Regions from separate parts of the Homo sapiens genome. Here all the other regions are linked to region 3. The links are chromatin contacts, found by Hi-C or POLR2A ChIA-PET in ENCODE. All regions are on one chromosome and are shown on one strand. The core of a region is the stretch at or near the end of the contact, and the rest is flanking DNA. Distances in the headings are between cores, read along the strand shown. Region 1 holds the start of ATP6V0A2 (ATPase H+ transporting V0 subunit a2). Region 2 has its middle 89 kb from the start of SCARB1. Region 3 holds the start of RAB35-AS1 (RAB35 antisense RNA 1).

Region 1 (3,836 bases), core at 858-3,357, 3.6 Mb before region 3:
CGGAAGTCACCACCTGCCCCCCTTTCCCTTGCAAGGGTTACTAACAGTGATCCCATCTGGTCACCACAAAGTCAGTAGGAAACTCAGGCTGAAGACACACTGAAAACCTAGCACCACACAAGAGCTCATCGCAGCAACCTTAGTTTTACTTCCTTCTGGAAAAAGATGAACAGCACTTTCTTCTCCTTTCACTGACATTCAGTTGAAAAGGATCCCAGGTACACTCTATGACTGGAGGTAGTGGCGCTTATTGAAACTGGAACCTTCATAGTGATTAGTACGTTTGCTCAAACCTGTAAGACTGAAGTGTGATAAGTGTCTTGGCTTGAGTACTAACCGGAAGGAAAACATCTACCTGTTACAAATGTAGGAGCCTGCTGCACCTGCAGCTGTTGCCTGAATGTTTTGGGTGCTATTCACAGCTCAGCGCAGCATCCATCAGGTGAATGGGTACAACTGCAGAAGTGGCTCCAGGAACCAGGAACCGCCCTGCATCTTACCTGCACCCTCGCCTGTCACTCAGGAGTCTCTCCATGACTTTGCAACTGCCTTATGGGGCTGATCTGGTATTAGATATCTGATATCAATGGATATCAGATCTCGGGTAGGGCTGATCCCTTTTGAAATTAAGGACACCTTAGGAAGATTAAGGGAAACAGTCAGGAGATGAAAGTGGTGGCCAGGAAATAAAATGTTCGCCTGAGTGGATTTCAATTCAGTCAGTAAGTACTTGCTTCACGGTCTCCCTTCCACACCCTGTTCTTTGCCTTCTTAGCACTTATCACAGCTCATAATCAGAGTGTGTTTAATCTGTCTCCTCCCACACTGGAAGCTCCAGGAACACAGGGACTGTGTCTGCCTTGCTCACCACCGAGTCTCCAGCACCAAAAACAGTGCCTGAACATAGCGGGCAGTCAAGAAAAGCTTGTCTGTTCATTCAACAAATGCCTATCGATGCCAATGACTGCCAAGGACTGCGTTAAGGTACTTACTCTCAGAGGTTGACAGTCCTTGGTGGAGACAAACAATAAACAAGTAAATGGACAAACAAATGTTTATTATTACTTGTTGGGGAGACAGCTTCCACTCGACAAACAATGACTGAGTTCTTAAGTCCTTACACACAATGGTATGTACAGCATTAAGCATCAGTGACCAAAACACAAAAATCCCTCTCCTCAAGCAGATGACATCCAGCTCCTTCCCATTTCTGGCTCTGTCTGGGCTCCTCCTGTTCCCTCCAACAAGGACCCTCTCCCCAGATCTTCCCCACGGCTGGCTCCTTTCTATTTGGGTCTCAGCTGAAATATCACCTTCTCCGGGAGGCTTCCTCGACAATCCCTTCACACTCACCTCCCGCCCGAATCACCTTCACATCACCCCGTTTCTTCTTTATGGCAAACCTTTTCTGGTTGACCTATTTATTTGGTTAATGCGCCCCCCTAACCCCCGTAAAGTTCCAAAAGGACTCCAAGAGGCCTTTGTGGGATTTGTTCTCCCGCTGAGCTCGGTGCCCGGAGCTGATGAAGACCACACGGGCGATCCTAACTAACTGGGGCAGAGCAGCCGCCGACCACACAGACGGCCGGCGACCCTGGAGTCAGCCCCGCGCTCCGGGAAGCTTTGGCCGCTGAGCTGGGGTGTCATCTTCCCCGTCTGGACAATGGGGACGGGGCGCGCCCTTCCTCGGTGCTCCCCGCGGGAGGGCCCCAGCGATGCGCGGGATTGGGGGCGCCAGGAGAGCAGGTGCGGCCCGCGTCTCCCGGGCGACACTCACGTCTCGGAACTGGACCAGGCCTTTCTCGCCCAGGGCGCTGAGGCACTCGTAGGCCGTGCCCGACTGCAGGAAGAGCTGCGCCAGGCACATGGTCTCGCTCCGGAACAGGGACCCCATGGCGGGCCGACCCGCGCCCGGAGGGGCTCGATGGGCGGCGGCGGCTCCGAGCCGCGCGGGCCCGCACACTCAGCCGGTGCGGCCCGGGCCTCGAGCTCTTCCTGTGGCCTGGCCGCGGCCCCGCACTATGGGGCTCCAGACTGCAGCGGCCGCCCCCGGTTCTGCCACCGCGGCCGCCGCTCCAGCTGCCGCCACAGCAGTCCGCGAGGTCCCGCCCCCAAGCCACTGCCGGTTCCGGTTCCGCCCCCGCGTCCCGCCCCCCCCGCCGGCCGACCAATGGACGCCCGAGGTTGTCGCCGCACGACGTGGCGGCAGGGCCAACCAGCGCGAACCCGGCGGGTACGACCACTGCAGCTGGCGCTCCGCCGGACTGGACGCAGAGCTAAATCCCGCGCGGCTCCCCGGCTTTCCTGGAGGAGTCTCGCCGAGTGTGCACGCCGCGAAGCTCACCCGTTCCTAGTGCACGACCCTGTGCTGCTGCGTGTGTGTGTGTGTGTGTGTGTGAGAGAGAGAGAGAGAGAAACGGAATCTCACGCAGTCCCACAGGCTGGAGTGCAGTAGCGCGATCTCGGCTCACTGCAACCTCCGTCTCCCAGGTTCAAGCGATTCTCCAGCCTCAGACTCCCCAGTTGCTGTGACTACAGACGCGCGCCACCCGCGTCCAGCTAATTTTTTTGTATTTTTAATAGAGACGGGGTTTCACCATGTTGGCCAGGCTGGTCTCAAAACTCCAGAGCTCAGGTGATCCGCCTGCCTCGGCCTCCGCAGTGCTGGGATTACAGGCGTGAACCACTGCGCCCGGCCCTGCTGCTGGTTTTTTATGGATAGGGTTTCCCTCTGTGGCCCAGGGAGGAGTGCAGTAGCACGAGCTCGGCTCGCTGCAACCTTGACCTCCTGAGCTCAAGCGATCCTCCCACCTCAGCCTCTGGAGGAGCTGGGATTACAGACGCGCGCCATCACACCCGGCTAATTTGTTTTTAAAATGTTTATAGAGAAGGGGTTTCATCATGTTGGCCAGGCTGGTCTCGAACTCCTGAACTCAAGCAATCCTCCCGCCTTGGCCTCCCAAAGCGCTAGGATTACAGGCGTGATCCGCCGCCCGGAGGGATCCTAGGCTTCTTCGTGAAGTTGGAGTGTGCAGCCAGCATCCCAATCCAGTTTTCAAACATTTCCCACCGACCTCGCAAGACTCCTCCTGCTCAGTTGCAGTCTCCCCTTCCCGCCCGGCCTGGCCACCACAGGACAATTTTGTCTCGCTAAATTTGCCACCTCCAGGCTTGTCCTGTCGATGGAATCACACAGCACCCAGTGTGTGTTCCCCACACTGACCGGGAAGCAGTGGCCCCCCGCCCCAGGCCGCAACCTCACCGCTGTCCCAGTCGAGTCTCTGCTTACATATCCCCTTCCTTGAGACTGTCCCTGGAGTCACATCCTTGTTCTATTTCCTTCACTGCACCTGCCACCATCTGAAATTATCTTGTCTGTGTGTTAGTGCCAGTCTTCCCTGCTAGAATGGAAGCTCCACCAAGGTGGGGACATTGTTTCTGCCACTGTGGTATCTCCAAGCCCCAGCACATAGTAGCCACTCAATAAATAGTTCATGAATGCATACATAAATGTATAAACTTAAAAAAGTTAAAACCATAGACACTCCAGACCCCATTCTGCCAAACTGAGTTTTTTCCTTCTTTTAAGTACAAAAGGCGTCCTCACAAAGCCCACAAAATCAAGCTAAATTACCTGTCATTTGGAAGTTTTAAATTTATTTTCCATAAATACCTGAAATCCAAAGCTAGTTACACTAGGCTGGGTGCCCTGGCTCACTCCTGTAATCCCTGCACTTTGGGAGGCTGAGGCAGGTGGATCACTTGAGGTCAGGAGTTTGAGACCAGCCTGGCCAACATGGCAAAACCCCGTCTCTACTAAAAAAATATAAAAATTA
Region 2 (3,665 bases), core at 269-2,768, 4.7 Mb before region 3:
AGAGGGAGAGCGAGAGCTCTGTGGTGTCTCTTATAAGGACACTGATGCTATCAGATCAGGGCCTCATTTAATTATTTTCTTAGAGGCCCCATCTCCAGACACAGCCACACTGGAGGTTAGGGCTTCAACAGGAATTTTGGGTCAACACAAACATTTAGCCTATACCATCTGGATTGCCTTTCAAGTCTCAGGACACAATTGGTCAAAACTATATTACTATGTTTTATGTGACATATCAAAGTAGCAAAATTTTATTGGAATGCATGTCCTTTTGGTATGCATTTTATATATCTTTTTCATTTACAGATTAGAGTTGTGTGTGAGTGTGTGTACAATTCCATGAATTTTGACATGTTTATAGAGTTGAGTCATTACCCCTACAATCAAGACAAAACAATTTCATCATCCCCCAAGATTTCCTCATGTCTTCCCTTTGTTTTTGTTTGTTTTACAGTGGGCTCCCATAATTTTTTTTTTTTTTTTTTTGAGACAGAGTCTCGCTCTGTTGCCCAGGCTAGAGTGCAGTGGTTCAATCTTGACTCACTGCAGCCTTCACCTCCCAGGCTCAGGAGAGCCTCCTGACTTAGCCTTCCGAGTAGCTGGGACCACAGATGTGTGCCACCACACCTGGCTAATTTTTTTTTTGTAGAGATGGGGGTCTGGCTCTGTTGCCCAGGCTGGTCTCAAACTTTTGGCTTCAAGCATTAGTCCCACCTCAACCTACCAAAGTGCTGGGATTAGAGGCGTGAGCCACTGCACCCAGCCTGCGACCTGTGCTGCCTTCCTCCCACTTTGTAGGGAAGTCCCTCATCCCCATGCTTAGCCCTTGGCCACTAGCTATTTTTACCTTTTCCAGAATGTTCTAAATGGGATCTACAGCCTGTAACCCTCTGAGCCTGGCTTCCTTCACTCAGCACTGTCTCTAGATGCATGCCTGTTGTTGTGTGTAGCAATAGTTCCTTTCTTTTCACTGCTGAGCAGAACTCCATGGGGTGCACACACCAGTGCTTTTCAGCCGTTCACTTATTGAGGGACACGTAGAGTGGTTGCAGCCTTTGGCAATTGCATTAGTTGGTTTTCACGCCACTGATAAAGACATACCCAAGACTGGGTAACTTTTAAAGAAAAAAGGTTTCATGAACTCACAGTTCATATGGCTGGGGAGGCCTCACAATCATGGTGGAAGGCAAAGGAGAAGCAAAGTCATGTCTTACATGGGACCAGAGAAGAGAGAATGAGAGCCAAGTGAAAGGGGAAACCCCCGATCAAACCATCAGATCTTGTGAGACTTACTCACCACCAGGAGAACAGTATGGGGTTAACCGCCCGTATGATTCAATGATCTCCCACTGGCTCCCTCCCACAACATGGGAATTATGGGAACTACAATTCGAGATGAGATTTGGGCAGGGACGCAGCCAAACCACATCAGCAACTATGAACAAAGCTGCTGTGAACGTTCATGTACAGATTTGTGTGTGAAGGCGTACGTTCATTTCCCTGGGGTGTATACCTCGGAGTGGAGCTGCTGAGTCAAACTGGAGCTCTGCGTTTCACTTTTGGGGGACTGCCAGTTTCACAGTCGCTGTACCAGGCTGCATTCCCATCAGCTCTGCGTCCTCACCAGCATCTTGGTGTTTTCAGTTTTAAAAAACTTCAGCCCTTCGTAGTGGTTTCTCATTGTGGCTTTTATTTGCTTAGAAATACTTCTTGTCCTGAGATGAGTGGGACTTCCTCTCCACCCCCAATTAATTCATGTATCCGTGAATGACTGTCACGTATTGCTAGAATGAAACCAATTTTTACCATCAATTCTTTGTCCCTGCAAGTGCAGAGAAGCCTTGTTTTCATAAGGAAGTCACTGGGAGTGGAATTCTTATACTCCTTCTGGGTAGTATGCGAATGTCACACGGCGATCTGTCATTGGAAGCGATTCTCACTGATCTCCCAGCAGACAGGTCCGTTTGACCTTTCTTCAAATTTGTAGAAAGCAGCAAAGTGGAAACCACCGGCTTGCAAAAGCATTTCTTACCCAATCTTTAGATGGGTTCTCGAAACCTGTGTCCGGGAAGTTCCCTCTGATTGGGGCTGGAGGTCAGGGAGGCTTTGCCCGTTGGCTGTAGAGTGGAGGGGTGGGGGGTCTTGTGACCTGCCCGGGGAAATGGCAGGCGAGTGACAAGCTCAGGAGAGAGTCCAGGCCCCGAGGATGGTTCCCTTCAAACTCCCCATGTCTGATCCTCTGGGAAGCTGAGGCCAGCTTTGGTTATTTGATAGCCACGGTGAGGATTTTGACTTAATCTGTGTATGCAACACATCACAGACAGTTTTAACTCTTGCATTCAAGTCTACCTGCTCATAAAACAGAAAAAAAGACAGGCCCCAGAAGGCATTCGGTTTTTTTTTTTTTTTTTTTTTTTTTTTGGAGACAGGGTCTCACTTTGTCACCTAGGCTGGCACAATCACTGCTCACTGCAGCCTCAACCTCCCAGGCTCAGGCGATCCTCTCACCTCAGCCAGCCTCCCAAGTAGGTGGGATTATAGGCCTGTGCCACTACACCCGGCTAATTTTTTGTATATTTTTGTAAAGATGGGGTTTCGCCGTGTCGCCCAGGCTGATCTCCAACTCCCAGGCTCAAGCGATCCGCCCGCCTCGGCCTCCCAAAGTGCTGGGATAACAGGCATGAGCCACTGCCCTGGCCCTTAAGTCATTCTTGTGTTTGTGTGTGTGTGGGGTGTGTGTGTGTGTGTGTGTGTGTGTGTGTGTGTGTGTGTTCCCGAGGGACTTAGCCTCCCGTGTGTCTCATTGGGTGAACATCTTGCTTCTGAGTGAGGTTTGATTTTTTTGTAGGGTGTGCGTTTGGACACATCCTTGGTCTTAAGCCCAGCCAACGACCTTAGCCAGGGCTCAGGGAGGGAAGCACCGCCTGCCCCACAGCTGGAGGGCTGGGGTTCGGGACACCCGGTCGAGCTTCAGTGTCTCTGATTCTGAGCATCTTTGACTCTGCGAGACTTTCTTCTCATGCCTTCACTTCAGGCGCCAGCCCCTGCCAACGATGGGACTCCACTACTTACCATGTTGATTTAATTTGGCTTACTTTTTTTCTTAAAGAATTTTATTTTAAAAGGAAGGCAGTCATATCTGTGAAATTATGGGTCCTTTGGGCAAGTAATAGTTTTCCAGTCGCCATTAAAATAAATACCTAACTATTAAGGACGTTCCTCCCAGTACCTCGAAGCAGCCTGCTACCTGCAATCTCTGCACCATCCCATGATTGTGTCCCATGCACCCTTCTTCCTGCTCGGCCTGCATCGCCCCTGCGTGGCCTTTTCCCCCCTCTCTGCCTCTCTCAGTCTTCGCCATCATCAAAGGCGCAATTCCAGCCATGCCCTCTCCTCCAGGAAGCACCCCTCCCCCATCACTCCTGCTTGCTGTTCTTCCCTGTCTCAGGACTCCTGGGGCACTTTGTATCTCAGTTGATACTAGAATGTTCTAGAATACCAGAAGTCCTGACACCAGTTGCTGTAACCCCAAACTCCAAGGACCTGCAGCATAAACCCCGGTACATGCCCTTGTGCTGGAAACGAATATTTTTGGCCGGGGCGGTTACTCACATTCCTTAGTACTCCTTGGCTCACGCGGACACCCATTCTTTCAACACATACTT
Region 3 (3,663 bases), core at 1,000-3,499:
GGGATTATGGGTGTGAGCCACAGCGCCCGGCCTAAGGCTCTCTTCTTATAACCTCTGCAATCCGTGGCACATAAACACTCATTAAATAGTTACCAAAGAAATGAAGGAATTTATGCCGATTGCTTTCCAGATGACACATGCAGGCAAAGTCAGGAATCTGGTTTTAATGGCCAATTTGGATTTATTTCCCAAAAATATCCTACAGCCTTATTATCAGGAAGCTGCCTTGAAAATGTGTGCTAGAGTCTACAGTAGGAAATGGCTCAAAGTATGAATCAGTGCAAAATGACCTTGAGTAACATTGGTTACAGTCTGTCACATGCCTACATGTGCCAGGTAATTTACAAACATAACTCTAAAACAACCATTCTGTGAGGAAACGGGGGCTTTGAGATAGTGTGATGTGACTTACCTAAGATCACAAAGCTTTTAAGGGATGGAGGCCAGGATTCCAAAGCTAGCATTGGAACGAAAGTCTTCCCGACACCAGCCCAGGTTGTGAAGATGAGCTAGGAGGACCTACTGCCTCGCTGGCTGGTTAGGGCTGGGCGTGCCTCCCTGGTGGAAGGAAGGTACATACCTTCCTTCTCCCCCTCTATTTCCTAAAACTGCTGAGTCAGAGGATGGCCCTAACCTTCCCGACCAAGGGGGACTTTCTATCGGGAGCACATGAGCAGCTCTTCTCCCTAGCCAGTACCTTCAGATTCCAAGCTCATGTTATTTCGATATCACCACACTGATTCTCAGCTCCCGGAAAAACAACTCAAGGCTTGAGTCAGACACTCCATGTGTTGTTCAATGATCCCGCCTGCAACAATGTTTATTATAACCAAAAAATATAAACAGCATGAATGTCTATTAATAGCGGAGTGGTTAAATAATAGTACATCCGATGGTTATCGGATGGAGTACCATACCACGCAGATGTTAAATGATAAAAGTGTACTGTTAAATAGAAAAAGCAAGGTATGTACATATATGTTTGTACAGGCAAAGGAAATTCACTGGGGGGCACTTATTCATTCAACAAATATGTGTTAAGCATTTTAAGGTTACCTGTGAAACTAACAGGGGTTACCTGTGAGGAGTGCTTCAGAAGGAAAAATAGTAACTTGTACTTTTCAGTAAACTTCTGCACATAATTTTAAGGACGAACATTGTTTTTTTTTTTTGAGACGGAGTTTCGCTCTTGTTGCCCAGAATGGAGTGCAATGGCGAGATCTCAGCTCACTGCAACCTCCGCCTCCCGGGTTCAAGCGATTCTCCCGCCTCAGCCTCCCGGCATTGCTTTTTATAAAGTCAAAAGAAAAGGAAGTTTGATAAAACAAGTAGAACTATCCGATAAATACTCGCCTGGAAAGGGACAGGATTATAAGAAACAGGTAATAAGGAGCTTAAAACCCTCTGCAGTTCTGCAGTGAGGATGGTCGTGGGGGCATACAACTTTCCGTTTCAGGTCAGTTTAGGTAGGGCAGGTGGGAACTCACTCTAAAACGAGAAACCGGGGCTGATGACAAAATGCACACGTTTAGCTTCTGGCGGCCCAGGTCTTCCTAGCCGCAGATTCTGAGACGTGTATCTGCAGGTGGTGTGAAATTGAAGCCGGGGGAGCGGTTGCTTTCGGTCTCCGAGGTGCGCCTTGCACACTGGGTCATTCAGCTCCCAGGCTCGGCTCGGAGCTGGACCACTCCCTCCCCTCCACCAAAGAGGCAATGTGGGCTCCAAGAGGTCACAGCGCTGGGATGGGATTTCGACCCCGCGCTGCCCTCAAAGGCCACCTCCTCGCAGCTCTGCTCCCGCCGGCAGCTCCCGTTCTGTCCAACTCGGAAGCCGCCCGCCGCCCTCGGCGTCCACTCCACAGGCCCGGGGCCGGGGCCAGCTCCGCGGGGGAGGGGTCGGTGCGGAAGGGGCGGGGTACCGGGCCTTCCCCGCGCGACTCTGCCTTCTACGGCCCCGGCCCCTGCCTCTGGAAACCCGGAGCTCGTGCGAGCCCCGCCCCACGGTCGCGGCGTGCCTGTCATTTCCTCTCCGCAGGGCGTGCGGGTCTCGAAGATGAGGGAGCAACAACGTCCACGACCGGGCTTCTCCGGCACCTTGGGCTTCTTTCCGCTGGGACTCGACAGCGGCTCGGCTCCGCAAGCTCTCAGCGCCCAGGGTGGCGGCGACGACGCTCCCCGAGGAGACGCGAGGAAGACGGGCCCGCGCTTGCTGGGACTCCGTCAGGGCGCGTGCGCGACCCGGGCGCGGCCGGCTCAGGCTGCGGCTGCGCAAGGCGGTGCCAGACGCTGCGCCTGCGCAGTGGTGGGGCGGGGCGGGAAGGAGGGAGGCGGTGGTAGCGGCGGCGGCTGCTGAGGAGGAGGAGGGGGAGCGGAGGGAGGTGTTTCTGTCAGTTCCGGCTGTTTGTTCGGGAAGTGGATCCGCCGCTGCCGGAGCAGCCCGAAGGGAGCTGCGGATCGCGAGGCCAGTACCGACCCCGCCCGCCCGCGCGCACCGCCCCCGCCCGCCATGGCCCGGGACTACGACCACCTCTTCAAGCTGCTCATCATCGGCGACAGCGGTGAGGGCCGCAGCGGCCGGAGGCGGCGCGGGCCCTGCCGGGCGCGGCCCGCGGGGGCCTCGGGGCGGCAGGCGGGCGGGGAGGTGCCGGCCCGTGCGGGGCGGGCGGGCGGGGCAGCCCGGCGGTCTGGGCCCCAGGGGTGCGCCGAGGGGCTCCGGACCGCGCCGAGGGGAGGTTGGGGCGCGGGGCGGAGGGGCCAAGCGCGCCGGGTCCAGTCATCGCGCCTGTTCCTGCCTCACGTGTGACCTTGGTCAAGTCGCGCGATCTCTGGAGTTGGAGAGACGTGGGTTCGAGTCTCAGGACTACCACCTGCCTCGCGCTGACCTTGGGCAAGTTGCTTCGCCGTCCTGAGCCTCAGTTCCCTCATCTGAGAAGTGGGGATGTGCCTTGCTGGGTGGTGTGAGGATTCGATGGGATAAAGTAGGAAAAGTGCGTAGCGCCCTACCCGGTAAAGTAAGCTCGAAGTAAATGTTCACTATTGTCATTATCATCAGTATCCTTTATAAGCGTCAGTTTCTTCCCATCTAAAATGAGGACGTTCTCAGAACCTGCCTCATGGGATTGCCGTGAGGTTTAAATGAGGTAAGTCGGATAAAGGGCTTTGCACAGGGTCTGGCATATTCCTGCTGAATTATTATATCCCTGCGTGGTTCAGTTTCCTCATCTGTAAGATGGAATGATAGTTGGATCTGCCTTATGGGGTTGATGTGAGTATTAAGTGAGATTCTGCAGTGTTGCTCACAGCTCCTGGCACATAGTGAGTTGTCACTGTTTGCTGTTACACTACTATATACAGAGGGGTCCTGGGGATGGGACAGCCAAAATTATAAAAGTGCTTTGGCCACACACACACACTGCTTGAGGGCTCCTAGCTCTGATCACTGCTCTAGCTCCAGTGCCTAGAACAGTGCCTGGCACCCAGTACATGCTTAAGACATATTTGCAGAAGGAATTAATGAATATTAAGTGTCCTTCGAAAAGGTAGACTGGTTTCTGGGAAAAGGTGGAGGGTTTTAGAGCTGTTTGGAGTGTGGCAGGTGAGCAGGTTTATGGAGTGACCAAGAGGTCAGGAAGGCAGGCCCCAGAAGGTTTATGGGAGCGAAACT

Evidence for each region. Hi-C counts contacts between places; a loop is a spot of excess contacts on that map. ChIA-PET counts read pairs that join two places held with the same protein, here RNA polymerase II (POLR2A). Pooled maps may share reads with other maps.
Region 1: a pooled map shows a loop between it and region 3 (8-fold over the local background). The contact joins the promoter of ATP6V0A2 here to the promoter of RAB35-AS1 in region 3. A Hi-C loop is called at or near these places in 6 of 50 pooled maps.
Region 2: a loop to region 3 is called in a pooled map, with 20 times the contacts of the local background. The contact joins the enhancer-like site here to the promoter of RAB35-AS1 in region 3. A Hi-C loop is called at or near these places in 4 of 37 single-sample maps with no recorded cell type and 3 of 50 pooled maps. POLR2A ChIA-PET finds 5 or more read pairs at or near these places in 1 of 52 experiments (B cell).

Annotation. Positions count from the first base shown.
Region 1 is chr12:123,710,624-123,714,459 of GRCh38, reverse strand. ATP6V0A2 (ATPase H+ transporting V0 subunit a2) reads right to left here and starts at 2,107. Exons shown (of 20, transcript NM_012463.4): 1 at 1,778-2,107. The coding sequence starts at 1,894. It overlaps LOC105370042 (a long non-coding RNA gene), which reads left to right. Exons shown (of 3, transcript XR_945477.4): 3 at 1-1,694. RefSeq lists a silencer at 1,733-2,282.
Region 2 is chr12:124,772,649-124,776,313 of GRCh38, reverse strand. No RefSeq gene overlaps it. Among named protein-coding and RNA genes, the nearest start is that of SCARB1, 89 kb to the left of the region's middle. RefSeq lists enhancers at 1,607-1,766, 1,827-1,876, 1,887-2,046 and a silencer at 1,957-2,251. Within about 2 kb of position 1,518, at least 14 of the 41 ENCODE cell types and tissues checked have a DNase peak (open chromatin) inside an H3K27ac peak, as active enhancers do.
Region 3 is chr12:120,115,493-120,119,155 of GRCh38, reverse strand. It overlaps RAB35-AS1 (RAB35 antisense RNA 1), which reads right to left and starts at 2,249. Exons shown (of 1, transcript NR_182302.1): 1 at 153-2,249. RAB35 (RAB35, member RAS oncogene family) reads left to right here and starts at 2,403. Exons shown (of 6, transcript NM_006861.7): 1 at 2,403-2,557. The coding sequence starts at 2,506. RefSeq lists enhancers at 335-384, 425-494, 525-624, 1,628-2,419, 2,420-3,212 and 1 more and silencers at 1,337-1,515, 1,503-1,562, 1,653-2,002, 2,163-2,472, 2,573-2,702.